Regions from separate parts of the Homo sapiens genome. Here region 1 is linked to region 2. A link is a loop called in an ENCODE intact Hi-C map of the cell type or tissue named here. Cell type or tissue: K562. All regions are shown on one strand. Region 1 has its middle 180 kb from the start of LINC02836. Region 2 overlaps ATG5 (autophagy related 5).

What was found. Hi-C counts contacts between places; a loop is a spot of excess contacts. Peaks named below come from ENCODE experiments on the same cell type or tissue, not always from the same donor. Only the 100,000 strongest peaks of a DNase experiment are listed, where the experiment ranks them.
Region 1: it touches region 2 in a loop (2.9-fold over the local background); 1 of 110 quality-filtered maps calls a loop at or near these places.

The regions. Positions count from the first base shown.
Region 1 is chr6:105,809,173-105,811,672 of GRCh38, reverse strand. No RefSeq gene overlaps it. Among named protein-coding and RNA genes, the nearest start is that of LINC02836, 180 kb to the right of the region's middle. In K562, no CTCF peak of the experiment used is centred here; DNase peaks (open chromatin) are centred at 422 and 972.
Region 2 is chr6:106,311,635-106,314,134 of GRCh38, reverse strand. All of the region lies in intron 2 of ATG5 (autophagy related 5), which reads left to right. Among named protein-coding and RNA genes, the nearest start is that of ATG5, 13 kb to the left of the region's middle. In K562, no CTCF peak of the experiment used is centred here; DNase peaks (open chromatin) are centred at 1,064 and 1,934.

The sequences.
Region 1 (2,500 bases), 500 kb after region 2:
GGCCAAGACAGGCGGATTGCTTGAGGCCAGGAGTTTGAGACCAGTCTGGCCAAATGGCAAAACCCCATCTTTACTAAAAATACAAAATTAGCCAGTCATGTTGGCACATGCTTGTAATCCTAGCTACTTTGGGGGCTGAAACATGAGAATCACTTGAACCTGGAGGGCGGAGGTTGCAGTGAGCTGAGATCACGCCGCTGCACTCCAGCCTGGGTGACAGAGTTATACCCCATCTCAAAAACAAACAAACAAACAAACAAAAAATAAAAAAAAATTAAAAAAAAGCTGGGTTTAAACCTGTCCTGGGTCACTGGAGGTATATTGGTTTCTGGTCCCATCACAGGTGACTTTTCTGATAGAGGAACTTGGACAGCGCTTGAGACTAGACAGAGTGTGTGAGCTCCTGTCAATGGCCAGATAAATGACACTATCAAACTGCTGACTAGCTAAAAGATTAAGCTACTCAAAGCCCCTGTGAATGGCCAGCTGAGTGAATGACCCAAACTTTTGTGAACCCATCAAAGTCACTAGAGGAAATGGCACCTTTAAGGCTCAGCAAAGATTCCCTTCTAAATCACCCTAAGTTATAGGGGGATTTTTTGTTATTGTTTTCCTCCATTTATTTGACTCATTTCACTTGACATTCCCCCTCCTCTTTACTAACTATGTAGGTCCTGAAGGTCTCAAAGGAAAACAAAGAAAGGAGAAGGCTAAAAAGACCAAAAAAAAAAAAAAAATGTGCCATCTGGGCAGTTGCATAGGCTCCACTGTCAGGTTTCTTGACTCTTGAAGAAAGTTGGAAGGATTTTGTTCAGCAGAGACTTGCAAGTGTCCTCACTCCCTCTTTCTGCTCCCCACCACCCCCCTGCCTGCTCCTACCCTACAGCCCCAGATCCTCCAACTCCACCCTTCCTTTCCGTTGCCCTGAAGGGGAGGACATGAGTCAGCATTCAGACTTGAAAGTGTGAGCTGCCTCTGAGTCCTCAGAATGTAATCATTTCAGAAAATCTAGGACACAGAACTACAGAGAAAGTCACCCTCCCCACCTCCTTCTGCTCTGTGGCCAGACATTGACTCCCACTCTCTGAATGCAGCTTTAGCTAGGGCTGAACTTTAACCTTAAAAAAAAAAACCACATGGTATTGGGGTGGGAGCAGGAGAGCAGCAGCGACAACCACCACCCAAGTGCAATTAGATGAACAGATTTTGCAGAGAACTCCAACGGTTTACCACTCTGAACATCTGGTGTTTGGCAGTGTTCAGACTGGAATTAGAGAGCACTCACAAAAAGTCATGTTCTGATAAGAGTCTCAGTCCTGATCTTAGGAGCCAGAATTAATTCTCTCCTTTACTCTTCCAAAAGAGGAAGTGCATTGGAATTCCCACCAGGTATCTTGTTACAACTTCCAAGCACACCTGTAAACTTATGCTTTCGGGAAGGAAACCAATTCCACTGATTTTTTATTTGGTCCACACTCCATCAGCCTCCACATCCTGGTTTTTACTTTGCAATAGAAAAAATAAACTTTAGTAAATGTGTCTTGCCTGCCCACAGTGACATCTTTGGTCTTGGCTTTTGGAGGAAAGGCAAATAGTCTCACATACAGGGGATAGCTACAACCCCATGGTGGATCAGACATTTTCAAGGTGAAAATCTCCTTAGACTTGTGAAGATGTAACCTGTTTGGGGTTAAGAGAAAGCCAAGACCTCAACTGCTCTCATGTACGGCAATGTGAAAGAAAGTAATTTGGGAAATTATGGTATTTCAGCTATACAAAGAACTGCTGAATTAGTTATACAACTCTTTACCTGCTGGGTTTCTATTGTGCAATCTCTTGCCCTTGTTTGAGGGGTCTCCTTTCTCTCACAAATTATCAAAGTAGTCTCAATTTGGAAAGGGAGAGTGAGTATTGAGTGCTGAAACTCCATTTATTGTGTTCTTATTTCCAAGTGTCTTGTTGCCAAAACAGACAGGAAGCAGTCCCACCACACTTTTATTTAATAAACCAACTTGCACTCTAAGCAAACAGAAAATCAGATCTTGCTCTGGCTTTGACAGTGTCCTGGTACAAACTGGGAGACAAGCAATGGAAGCTCCTCCTTCTGAGGAATTATGGAGACATGCACCTTTGTGCAATATCATTGAAGGAAACTCAGAGTCCATCTACAGCAGGAGAAAAGTGAGGGCCAAAAGGCAAGGGTCACACAGCCGGCTAGTGGCCCAATAGAAGTAGAATTATCTGCTCCTTCTGCTGGTCTTAGCCTTTCCACCACACCATTTCCAGCTGTACTTTCATTCTTAATGGTGTGAAGTTAGCTAGGCTGTGATTAATCAGTGAAAGCAGAGTGATTTTGCAGTGCTTATGCACATTTTGTAAGACAGGGAGAGTGTGGGAGAGGAAGGAAAGGGTGTGTGTGTGTGTGTGTGTGTGTGTGTGTGTGTGTGCGTATGCATGTGTGGGTGCATGCACAAGTTAGAAGGGTGAAAGTATCCAAAAT
Region 2 (2,500 bases):
CTAGTGTTTCTAATCAAATTGAAAATGGCAAGAGTGTTTACAGTAACTGTAGGAGAAAGAGGATTGTCTTGTCTTATAGGTAATTGGTTTTTTCTTGAATTCTTCCTAATTCTTCACCCAGAGAAACCTCTTATACAGTCATGATTTGTGTTTTTGAAGACTGTTGGGTGACTGGCATATAATAAACATAAAACAAAAAACTGGAATTTAAAACCATATGGCACAATCCAAATTTTGCTATTTAAATATGTACATGCTTAAGTGTAAGTTAATACGTACAAGGAAGAAAATATATAAAACATCAGTGATGGCTAGTCTTAGAATTACAGATGAGGATTTTAGTGCCAATATAGCTGTAGTTCAGATAATATGTCCCTTGCTGTCAATTAAGCTTGAACATATTTTTAATATTAATAGTACATATATTCCTCTTTTCTGCATTTTGATTTGTTGCCTCTGTGCATAATCTTTCCGCCTATATCCTATATGTTTATCACTGAGCATTATGTTTTATTTTTCAGAGAATATTGGTAAGGAAATTTGTAGAAACTAGATAACTTTTCAATTTGTATTTTTTCGTTTATGTTCATTTAAACTGTTGCTTTTCATTTAGATTATCCAGTATAAAAACACATATACTCATTTGGATTGCTATTTTGTGACTTGTTTCTAGAGGAAATCATGATTGGACCCATGGTCATCAATGTCATGGACCCTTAACATTAGGCAGCGATCCGTTTATGTATCCTTAGTCAGGTGTCTGCCCTATTCCACTATGACTATGTCTCTGAGCCCTGACCTCTTCCTTCACTCTGAACAGGTGACCTCACTTCCTCTTTCATGAAGAAAAGAGAAATGATATGATAGGTGTGATAGGACCTCCCTTAACTTTCTGTCACCAAATCTGCAAAACCTATCTGCATCCCACACATTTACTTCTCTTTCCCTCCTGTTATAATGGAAGAAGTATTCTTCCTTCTAGGCAAGGCCCAGCCCTCTATCTTCTGCCTTCTCAGGAAGCTGGTGGTATCTGATCTTCTCCCACCTCCACCTCTGCCTTCTCTGTTTATTTTACTTTCAACTTCTTATCTGCTGGCTCCTTCACAGTTTTTAGTGTTGTCATAAATCCTTCCTATCCTGAAACAACAACCTTCTGTTGACCCCATCTCTCAACTTTGGCTTTTCCTCCATGGCTAGACTTCTTAAAAAGGTTGCTTATAGTCATTCTCTGCCTTCCACCTCCTACCAGTTAGTTTTCTGTAATCACATTTTCATACTATTCCAAGAAAACTGTTCTTGCCAAAGTCACTAATGGTATTTTTTTAGCCAAGCTCAGAGTCTGTTTGTTAATTTTCATTTGCTTTATCTCAGCAGTGTTTGATGTTGTTGGTTGCTTCTCCCATCTTGTGGCATTGTCCTGTTAGCCCTGCAGTGCTCAGTATCCTTGGTTTTGCTTTTGCCTGTCTGGTTTTTATGTGTGTGTGTGTGTGTGTGTGTGTGTGTGTGTGTGTAGTCTTTTTTGCCAGATCTTTCTCCTTTGTTTATTCCTTAATATTGGTATTTCTTAGGGCTCTGCTTTCTTTTTTTTCACTTCACTTTTTACCCCCTGGAGTTCTTGTCCATTTTTATGTCTTTGTCAAGCATTTATATCTTGACAATTCCCAATATTTTTCTCCAGAGCTCCAAACCTATATATTTGTCTGCTGGAGATCCTCACTTAGATGTCTTATAGGAGCTCAAACTATGTATGTTAGAAACTGGACTCATCAGCTTTCCCCCCAAAAAAATCTGGTCCTCTGCATTATTTTATTCCCTTCCTGTTTTGGCAAGAAGAACTACTCTTACTTGAAACCTGGGACTCATCGTTTGGTGCTTCCTTCCTTCTCTCTTATCCCAGATAGTCGGTAACTTACTCCAGAGACCTCAGTGTCTCTCAGACTTATCTGATCCCTTTCATCCCCCACTGCTACAGCCTAGACCAGACTACTGCTTAAAAACTGATCAGGCCAGGCACAGTGGCTCACGCCTGTAATCCCAGCACTTTGGGAGGCCAAGGTGGGTGGATCACCTGAGGTCAGGAGTTTGAGACCAGCCTGGCCAACATGGTGAAACCCATCTCTACTAAAAATACAAAAAATTAGCCCGGTGTGGTGGTGGACACCTGTAATCCCAGCTACCTGGGAGACTGAGGCAGGAGAATCACTTGAACCTGGGAGGTAGACGTTGCAGTGAGCCGAGATCTTGCCTTTGTACTCCAGCCTGGGTGAGAAGAGTGAAACTCCATCTCAAAAAAAAAAAAAAAGAAGGAGATCAAATTGCACAGTAGTAACCAGTTTCCTGCTTTTAGTTTTCCCTTCTTTCCATTTTCTAGTCTGCAGTTGGAGTGATCTTTTCAAATCACATGTCTGATCTTGTCACTTGCTTGCTTAAAACCTTTGTGGCTTTTCATCATTTTTAGGATCTTTCATTTAGTTTACAAGGTTCTCGATAATCTGGCTCC